Regions from separate parts of the Homo sapiens genome. Here all the other regions are linked to region 1. Evidence: chromatin contacts called from ENCODE Hi-C or POLR2A ChIA-PET data. All regions are on one chromosome and are shown on one strand. Each heading gives the region's core, a stretch centred on a gene start or an enhancer-like site at or near the end of the contact. The rest is flanking DNA. Distances are from core to core; before and after follow the strand shown. Region 1 overlaps PHEX (phosphate regulating endopeptidase X-linked). Region 2 overlaps PHEX (phosphate regulating endopeptidase X-linked). Region 3 overlaps PHEX (phosphate regulating endopeptidase X-linked).

The links. Hi-C counts contacts between places; a loop is a spot of excess contacts on that map. ChIA-PET counts read pairs that join two places held with the same protein, here RNA polymerase II (POLR2A). Pooled maps may share reads with other maps.
Region 2: a loop to region 1 is called in a pooled map, with 2.3 times the contacts of the local background. The contact joins two enhancer-like sites. A Hi-C loop is called at or near these places in 1 of 50 pooled maps. POLR2A ChIA-PET finds 5 or more read pairs at or near these places in 3 of 52 experiments (GM12878, H1 and IMR-90).
Region 3: a map of PC-9 shows a loop between it and region 1 (12-fold over the local background). The contact joins two enhancer-like sites. A Hi-C loop is called at or near these places in 1 of 168 maps with a recorded cell type or tissue (PC-9) and 7 of 50 pooled maps. POLR2A ChIA-PET finds 5 or more read pairs at or near these places in 5 of 52 experiments (GM12878, OCI-LY7, PC-3 and 2 more).

What each region holds. Positions count from the first base shown.
Region 1 is chrX:22,134,609-22,137,861 of GRCh38, forward strand. All of the region lies in intron 12 of PHEX (phosphate regulating endopeptidase X-linked), which reads left to right. Among named protein-coding and RNA genes, the nearest start is that of PHEX-AS1, 37 kb to the right of the region's middle. Within about 2 kb of position 1,768, at least 12 of the 41 ENCODE cell types and tissues checked have a DNase peak (open chromatin) inside an H3K27ac peak, as active enhancers do; they include PC-3 and PC-9, where a contact is called at or near this core.
Region 2 is chrX:22,219,602-22,222,854 of GRCh38, forward strand. PHEX (phosphate regulating endopeptidase X-linked) reads left to right here. Exons shown (of 22, transcript NM_000444.6): 18 at 2,012-2,142. The region is part of intron 9 of PTCHD1-AS (PTCHD1 and PHEX antisense RNA); the gene reads right to left. Among named protein-coding and RNA genes, the nearest start is that of PHEX-AS1, 48 kb to the left of the region's middle. Within about 2 kb of position 1,535, at least 3 of the 41 ENCODE cell types and tissues checked have a DNase peak (open chromatin) inside an H3K27ac peak, as active enhancers do.
Region 3 is chrX:22,058,980-22,062,232 of GRCh38, forward strand. All of the region lies in intron 3 of PHEX (phosphate regulating endopeptidase X-linked), which reads left to right. Among named protein-coding and RNA genes, the nearest start is that of PHEX, 28 kb to the left of the region's middle. Within about 2 kb of position 1,797, at least 2 of the 41 ENCODE cell types and tissues checked have a DNase peak (open chromatin) inside an H3K27ac peak, as active enhancers do; they include PC-3 and PC-9, where a contact is called at or near this core.

The DNA of each region.
Region 1 (3,253 bases), core at 518-3,017:
TGAATGGGATCCATTTTGAATTCCAGAGATTCTGATAGAGCTGGAATTCAAGTGGGTGGAGCATACCTGCTAGACTCTTGATGGATGCTTCTCTGCAGCTGAGCATTTCTTGTATCTAGAGGTATTTTTGAAAGCTTCCTGAGTATAACAATCACCTGGGTTGCCTGGACGCTCTGGCTTTCTGGGCCCCTTCCCAGCAAGGCCTGGGTTAATGGATCATGGATGCAGGCTGAACAGCTGTCACTTTAGCCAGTCTCCGGGTGATTGTTATCACTAGGCAGGTCTGGGGAAACACTGCCTGGAGTCATACTGAGTCATACTGAGCACAAATATTTTTGCCTCAGCGTTCTGGGAATGCTTAACCTTGTTGAAATGAGAACACGTAGAGTTTTAGCAAGGATATTTTCTAGTGCTTTAAACTCATGGTACTGGAGATGGATAAACATTGCCATAGATACTTTTGTCAGTAGATGTGAAAAGGCGTTTGTTCAGTGTTTATAATGAAGGAAGAACTGGGATGGTGGGTGGCAAGGCAGCGTTGGAGGAAGACAAAGAGTAGGTTTGATTTTTTGTTTCCCCTTCAAAAATCTGTCAAAGCTGTCCTCAGTCACATAAGGCACAGGCTGATGAAGGCAAGAGCACATGGGCTGTGATGGGAAACTCTCCAGATGGTAGACAACTTTCAACACCAACATATTGTTGTTTTATGAAGGCTTCATTTATTTGCTGAGCTAGCTTGTGGTATGTGGAACAGGATGTGTCTTGCCCTGGGCAGTTGAGCGCTTAGTGTATTAAGGGCTCTTTATCCTCGCCTGACCCCACATGAACCGAAGAGGTGCTTGCATGAATTAGTACAGGACCACCAGGGTGGAGGGTGGGGTGGAGTGTGTGTGTATGTATAGGTGTTGGGGGTAATGTGTTATGAATAGCTGGATGCCAGGGGAATGTTCTGGGAAGTGCAGTCAGTTCTTTGAGCAGTGTGGATTGCAGTTGCCTCAGGGAGCTCTTCTGAGTGGCATAAGGGAGTGGGTGCCTCACAGTTGGCCCTTCTCGGCAAGTGGCCCATGGGTCCTTCTTGAAGCAGGACTATTCTCAGTTCTTCTAATATTAGACATGTTCCTGTTTGCCTCCCGAGTTGCTCTCCAGTCTTCTATTTTATTTCAATGAGAGCTGTCAGTTTTTCTTCTAAAAGCGTTCTTTGAACACTCTGCTTTCTTTGAGCTGAGTTCAACCTGCCAGGAACTCTGCTAGTTCCACGACAGGTACAAATATCAAAGGCAAATTGGATCTCACAAAGTTCCCCGACTGTATCTTGCATTTCAGAGTTCAGAGAAGTTTCTTTAACGAAATGCAAGAAAGATGGATGTTGTTGAAGCAATTTCAGCAGTTCTTTGAAGTGGGTCCTTTCCTGGACCCCAGAAGATGTAAATTTTTTTTTTTTTTTTCCCCTCAAAATTAAATGAACATGCAGTTCTTAAAATGACCTCTGGGTGGAGCTCGTGGTACTCACAAAGAACACTAGCGGCGTTGAAAGCTTTTATGCAGCTTTCTACTCCGGCGTTGTTTTTGAAAAAAAAAAAATTTCTTGCCCTTTTTCTCTGCTGTCCTCGATTTGATTGCCTTTTAATAGTCAACAAGAAAGGAGAGACTTTGCCTAATAATTCCTTGAATCTTAGATGGAAATCTCCCACTATCTTAGGGTTTTGTCTTTCTGATACTGAGTAGCCCCTGCATTAAGAAAGGATTTGCCTGCATTTGAAGTGGAGGTGAATAACTCGCCTGCTCTTCCTGGTATGACTTGGCACTGTTCTTTGGGCATGTGTTGTATGCAGTGTATCACCCAGGCGGAAGATTTCTCATCAATAATAGTGCCCACACTGGGCCAATGCTGAGTCACTTGGCAACCCATTGGGAAAGCTGGAAAAATGTTCTGATTTGTGAAAGGGAGAAGCTTTTCTTTCCCTCACCATGAAGCTCTGGACCGCAGCTAATTACAGAGCCTCCTAAGAAGTGTTAACCTCAGCATTCCATAGTGACCGACCTCCTGAACCGGGCAGGTACAGAAAGCTGCAGTGTTCTGAGGCCTAATACCTTGGCTTTTGTAGCAATGACCTCGTCTCAAAATGGAAGTGTGTGGATGTGGCTTTGTTGTACTCTTTGCTAGGGGTGTTCACTGTAAAAGATAAATGAGGATGCCTCTGCTCCCGTGAAGGGTAAATTTGTTTTCTCTGTCTCCCTGCCTTTTCCTGCTCATCTCTTAAGAGGTCACGAGTAGTTTTTGTATTGTGAAACTGATGGTGTAGGTTTCAAGTGGAAATTTAGTATCGTGAAATAAGCACCGCTTTTTGTTTAGGATTCTCTGTTCCCTGCAAGCATGTGCTCTTATTGTAAATAAGCAGCAAAGGACAGGGCATCTGTTATTTTTCTGGTGACCACAGCTGTTGAATGAGTGTCAGGTGATAAAATAATGATTTTAGGGGTGTCTTCTGGAGGATTTGCCCTTGCCAGAGTAGAAGAGGAGGATCTCAAGGTCGCTACATCAGGATTCTGACTGAGACCTGGCAGGAGAGCGTCAGATCAGGAGGAGCAACTTCCTGAGCTTGGCTTATCTCCAGCTGGATTTGACTATATAGCCAAAAAGCTGGATCCCTTCGGAATTATTTGTTTGTTTGTGCTCTTTGCCCCTGGGACCTAAGTTTGTCAGGTCACATCCAAAGAAAAATAGCAGGATGGGACTCACAGGGAGGTGGCATCCTAATGATGCTCTGAGGGAGTGGCCTTAACCTTGGCCACAGCAGGTGCAGAGAAGTCGGCTGAATGGTCCTAAATTTATTGGCATGTGACTCTCACACACAGGCTTTGAGTGAGGTGGTGAGAGTTTTCTTGCAGAGGGCGAAACAGAGGTGTAGCCCACTTCTTTGGCTTTGTCTCTAAGCTCTACCAGGCCTAGGTACTGGACTTCTCCCAGGTATGCGGTCAGGGCTCTGCTTATATCCGGAGCCTGGTGGTTCTCAAGGTGTGGTTCCAGACCAGTAGCAGCAGTGGTCCCTGGGAACTCATTAGAGATGCAAATTTTCACATCCCCACCTGCTGAGCTCTGGGAGTAGGGCTCAGTGCCTTGTGTTTTACCTGGTGATTCTGCTGCGTGAAAAGGGTTGGGAACCCCTGTCTTGTCCTTACCACTTCACAGCACACCTGCCTGACTTCCAACTGCAGCCTCCTGCATTTTGGCCAAGAGCATTCTCTCCCTGCT
Region 2 (3,253 bases), core at 285-2,784, 85 kb after region 1:
TATATTCTGATTATTATTATTATTATTATCATTATTGAGACGGAGTCTAGCTCTGTCGCCAGGCTGGAGTGCAGTGGCACGATCTCGGCTCACTGCAACCTCGGCCTCCCGTGTTCAAGTGATTCTCCTGCCTCAGCCTCCCGAGTAGCTGGGATTACGGGCACGTGCCACTATGCCCAGCTAATTTTTGTATTTTTAATAGAGACGGGGTTTCACCACATTAGCCAGGATGGTCTCGATCTCCTGACCTCGTGATCTGCCCACCTCAGCTTCCCAAAGTGCTGGGATTACAGGCATGAGCTACCGCGCCTGGCCTATTCTGATTATTTTAAAGTCTATACTTTCCTGATAATTTATATAATAGGATATGCTTTGTATCCCGATGACATTTAAGCAAAAAGAAAAAGCAGAATATGACATAAACTAAAGAAATGGCTTCCTTTGAGAGTCCTCATCATCATTAATCAGCACTCTTTTCTCCTTTAACTTTGGAGTATTATCGGAAGGCCACATGAAATCTCTGAAACTTACGGATTAGTAGCAAATTACTATCACATCCATACCCACACAGTGATTTACAGGCAGTCTCAGGAACCAGCTGCCCTAAGGCAACGTTATATAGAAGGGGACCTCTTTCTTCCATCCCTGTAGTATCTCCAACATCCTTCCTGGATGCCTACCCCAGGGCCAGAGACACTTAGGCTCTTCTAGAAAAGTCTTCCTGTACTCCCACCAGCCCTTCCTTAATCACCTAGATTTTTTGCTCCCCTGGTCTTCCCTTCTCTGTTAAAATGTGGCTGACTTGTAGTTATAAATGTGGCTGACTTGTAGTTATCTGACTCTGCAGAGCTAGACTTTCTGCCTTTGGGTGTTTGGTTTATCTGAGATGAGAGTCTTAGCTAAGAAAAAAAAAAGCTAATAGTCCTTTCTTCGTTCTGGACCTCTCTTGATAGGAAATTTAAGTACAGTTCCTCCCCAGAACCTTCTGGAGTCTTTCTCAAAGGACTGAATCTAATGGTGGCAATTTCACTCTGTAACCAATGCTTAGAACAGTGCATTGCACATATAAGTACATGCCCGGTACCTATTTAATGATTGGTTGGTTAGTGGGTAGAGGACAGTGACTCCATACTATCCCAGGGGGTGGTGTTAGTAGTATGTAGCCTTGCTGAAGAGTTTTGGATTGTTCCAATTAACAACTTTACTTACGGGACTTTTTTGTAAGCTCTCTGTATAATTAAATTTAAACGATGCCTCTGATTCTCATAGTAACCCTGAATATAGAAGACAGTCTAGCAGCATCCAAATTTTGTTTCAAAGGCTGTAGAGAAAATGAAGAGTGAGCACATAGCAAGAAAGCATGTGTAATCTTTCTTCCCATTGTGTTTTGGAGATTTTCATTCTTATTCCAAGTTTTCTTTTTAGAGCAATCTTCCCTGTCTAAGCAGGACAGATGGGCCTTCCGTCCACACTAGTGGCTGTGGAATGAATCATAACAGAGGTTTTATGTGTCTTTCAGCTCCTGGCAACTTGGAGGAAACAGGTTCCTATAGGGCTGAGTCAGGGTCTATGATCGCACAGTATGGATGACTCACTGGGGCTATTCCTATGGATCATTTGGAATTTCACTGGTAGTAATGCTCTGATTGCCTCCATGGGCTTTCTGAATGAAGCCATTTTATTTCATAATCCAGTGAACACTTTGGGTCAAATCAGGTGAAGACACAGAATCCAAGATTGAATAAGACTAGTATATGTAATAAATTGATGAATCTCATTTTTAAGGTGCTCTTTGTTCCTTAGAAGGAAAGAACTTCCTCAATTGTCTTTATCCTTTTTGCCCTTTTTACAATTAACCTGTGACATTGGAGAGAATGCAGGAGCTGATCTCAGGAAGAGTGTTCCCTGCTGTTATGACTGCTTTTTGAAGGCTTGTCGAGGTGAGGGAAAGGAAAGATGAATTTAGTTTCCATAAATAACACAAATGTCTTCGAACTTTTCCTTTTGCTAGGTAGAAAATATGATAAAAATGGAAACCTGGATCCTTGGTGGTCTACTGAATCAGAAGAAAAGTTTAAGGAAAAAACAAAATGCATGATTAACCAGTATAGCAACTATTATTGGAAGAAAGCTGGCTTAAATGTGAGTACAACTGTGGCTAAGGGGGGCACCTTGTGGTTCATTTTTCCTCATTTGGACATTAGCTTGCTTTAAACCATTGGTTCTCAAAGCGTGTTTACAAGATCAACAGCATCTGTCTTCCTTGGGAACATTCTTGAGTCCTACCCCATACCTGCTGAATCAGAATCTTTGGGGTTGGGGCCTGGTCATCCCTTAACCAGGCATGAACTTTTTCCTGATATATTACTAGGGCTGGAAAAATACCTAAATCCTTGCTATGCCTCAAATCTATTATACTTGTAGATGAATTTAGGTAAAAATCCATGTGCTTCTTTTAAAGGGAATGTTTATAAACACTGACTTGGTTCTCCTGGTTCTTAAACCATGCTCAGCCCAAGTGAGACCACTGCTCATTCAGGCAGAGAAACCAGAGTCTGTATCCTTGAATGGTGTCTAGCTCTTTTATCAGTGTCCTGGACAGCCATTTCTCTGCCTATATATTTTTAAATATCTACAACTGTGACATGAGAAGACCTAAAATGGGTGCTTCTATGTATCTCTATATAGTGCAGGGGTTTTCACACTGTGAAAATTCATCTGGAGTATATGTTGCTTCAAGAAAAGCATAGCAGAAAGGGGTTCTAGAGTCAGACATGGGTCCAAATCTAGGTTCAACTAGTTTTATGAACTTGGGCAAGTTACTTAATGTTCCTGAGTCTCAGCATCTTCATCTGTGAAACGGGTCAATGTTTCTGAACTCATGGATTTGTTGTAAGAATTAAGTGAGCAAAGCAATGTGGAGCACTAGCACAAGGCCTGACATAAAGCAAGTGCTCAATAAAAGATCGTTAGTTAATATTCCTGATCCTTCGTGACATACTCATTAGTACCCTATCCCAGGAAAAAACAAAGCCAAAGATTTTTGGGTTAAAAACCCCCCAAAAAACAATAGAACAGCTTTCTTGGAGGAAGGGAATTTATATTTCCTGATGATTAGTATATACAGGCATGAAGATGAAACTTTTCACTTAATTGAAACAAATGTATCCCCATACTAGTCCTGAGAGGTATAGATTATTACTAAGTGTACAGGTTTTACGTATGAGGTTCAAAGGAATTAAACTGAGGTTCA
Region 3 (3,253 bases), core at 547-3,046, 76 kb before region 1:
TTTTTAGTAGAGACAGGGTTTCAACATGTTGGCCAGGCTGGTCTTGAACACCTGACCTCAGGTTTTCCACCTGCCTCGGCTTCCCAAAGTGTTGGGATTACAGGTGTGAGCCAGCGTGCACAGCCCTCATTTCCCTTTGTTCTCTCTTCTTTCTTATCCCTAGGGGATCCTTAACTTGAGTCCACAGTCTTCCCACAAGAGGGCTGTCAATACAATTCAGGTACTTGGATGGGAAAAAATTGCACCTTTGTTTTCACTAACCTCTCACAGAATTTTAGCATTTTCTTTAATTATGAATGTAGGCAACAAACCCTGGTACTATTAGCAGTGCCTGTGACTTTGTTACCAACAGCAATCATGATTATTTTTCTACCTTATTGCAGATGTTGCAGGTATCTTGAAATGTTATGTACACGTATCACTACTTCAAAATTATAGTAGTTGTCAGACTCAAAGTTAGGGCTTGGTATTTAATGAATTAATCAAATAGCACATATATATATTTCACACAGTAAAAAAAGTTGTGCTGTGTTTTGAAATACCTGTTTTTCTTTGTAAGCCTATGTTTCTTATTTTATGTACTTATAAACATTATTCTCAGAATGGTCCATAGGTTTCAACAGACTGCTCAAGAGATGTAGGCAGAAAAAACCATTAAGAACCCCAGTGTATGTAAGGATTGCTAGAGCAAGATTCAAGAAGGCAGTTTTATTTAGCTCCAGCCTCTTGATCCATCTTAATTCAGGTGCTTGGAGTGGCATTGACTATTACGTGGCCTCATGGGTCCACTCATGCCCAAATCTTTGAGTACTTCACTGTCTAGACTCCCGGGGTAATGAGCATGTTACTGACAGTTAATATGTGTTTATGAGGATATTAGATGAAACTGGAGTTTGTACCAGTACCAACCCTTGAACTGATTAAATGCAGTCTTTATGATTGTCTATGCCTTGGAACCTGTATATTTTCAGGTGAAATTACTAAGGCTTGCCATGTGCTTATCATGAAAGCAGGGCATTAAAGGTCAATTCTGGGCCTGGCAGTGTACATCTGTAGTCCCAGCTACTCAGGAAGTTGGAGAGGGAAGAATGCTTGAGCCCAGGAATTCAAGGCTGTAGTAAGCTAAGATTGTGCCACTGCACTCCAGCCTGGGTGAGAGAGCAAAGCCCTGTCTCAAAAAAAAAAAAAAAAAAGTCAATTCTTATTCGAAGTGATATAGCTTTTATGAACAGTGCAAATGATTGGAAATAGTAATACACCAAGTAGAGTGTTTATCCATAAGCAGATACTACATGGTGTACAACAGAGCTAGCTTGTTATTCAATGTTGAAGACAGGGGCTGTTGATTGAACTTAGAAGGGTGGGGAGTAAGGGAGTAGGGGAACTGCAAACCTGGAGGTGCTGGGAGCTAAGTCCTAAGGGTCAGATCCAATATATATAGCTTGGCTTTGTTGGAAGGAAGGAATGAACAGGGCCTTTGGTGAGAGATGACAGGAGATAAGAGATGTTGAAATCCATTGGTGAGATTTTTGACTTGCAGCAGGGAATGCTAAGGTTTCTGAGAAGTGGAGCAATAGCCTGCAAAATGCTATGCATGGGAATATTGGCTGAAAAAAATGAATGGGAAAGCAGACAAGGGGGCATTTTTGTAGCATAAATATTGCCACACATTATGAAAAGTTTCCTGTGAGTTAGCTTGAATGTTGTAGGAGGAAAGAAACATTTCACTTTAGAAGATTGTGGGCTAAATTTAGGTTCCTTTGACTAAATATAAGTTCCTCAGCATGACTAATAACACAGGATATGTGCATCCTGAGAAAGACGTATACACCCACAATGACACTTTTCCACCTGCCCACACCCAGGTCCTGTTTTACAAGGTTGGTATGTTTAAGTGTATTTTACTTTGCAGTTGTTCAGAAGGATTGCATATTTTTGAAAAACTACTTCCTGAAAGAGGATGACTGTTTGGAAAGGAAAGAAAAATCCTAGCTGGCTTTGGTGGTAACAGTTGGGAGGCATACCCACGTGAGCTTTGGTGGTAACAATTCCTGAAGCTTCTCCAAGGGTCCACGTGTTCCTGCTGTTGGTTGCCAGAAGCCAGAATAATAATGGAGCTGAGAATATGGGATTTTTGTGAGAAATTCCAGGGGCATTCAGATTTCACAGCAGAAGCAGATGACTCAGATGTCCTGCGCCTTAGAGAGATGCGTGAATCCCTTACCTTTACCATACTCTGAATTGGTCAACGGCAGAATGGAAGCCCTACAAAAATTGAAAAGTTGGTTGCATGCTAACATTCATAGTGGAACTGAGTTGAAAATTTTATCCTTGTATTTCCAGACTCTCTGATTAGATTGTTTTAGCTATGCTCTCACCCCCAATTCTGAGAACTTTTCAACTGTGACTGAGGTGTGGATGGGTCAAGCATCTTTACAATGTGACAAAATCCCCATTTCTCCTCTGATTTACTACTAATGGGGAGATAATTCATTACTGTGAAGTGAGCCTTTAATAGATTAAAAAAGTTGTAAGAATATGTCACATAGGGCAGGACCTAACAGGGCTGGGCACTTTATTGAGGTGACCTTATTTAATAATATCATTAGTTATCATTTATTGGACTCTGAACTGAGCTCCCAACACGGAAGATGTAAGATTTATCTGCATTTTACAGATGAGAAGACAGAGGCACCAAGCAGTATAACTAGCCCAAGGTCACACGGCTGATATGCAATGGAGCCAGGATTAGATTTGGGCCATTTGACCTTTACTGCCTGGTAAAAGCCCTGAAAACTAGGAAGGTGATATTATTCCTGTTTTACGATTGGGCAAACTGTGGCTTAGAGAGGTGTATTAGTCTGTTTTCACACTGCTATAAAGAAATACCTGTGACTGGGTAACTTGTAAAGGAAAGAGGTTTAATTGACTCACAGTTCTGCATGGCTAGGGAGGCCTCAGGAAACTGAAAATCATGGCGGAAGGGGAAGGAGGCATGTCTTACATGGCAGCAGGTGAGAGAGAGTGAGCAAGAGCAGGGCAAACTGCCTTATAAAACCATCAAATCTCTTGAGAACTCATTCACTATCACGAGAACAGCATGGGGGAAGAATGCCCCCATGATCTAATCACCTCCCATGACGTTCTTCCCTCAACACGTGGGGATTATGGGGATTACAATTTGAGAATTCTGCCACTGAACCACCCATGCGGGGATTAGAATTTGAGATGAGATTTGGGTGGAGACAGAGCC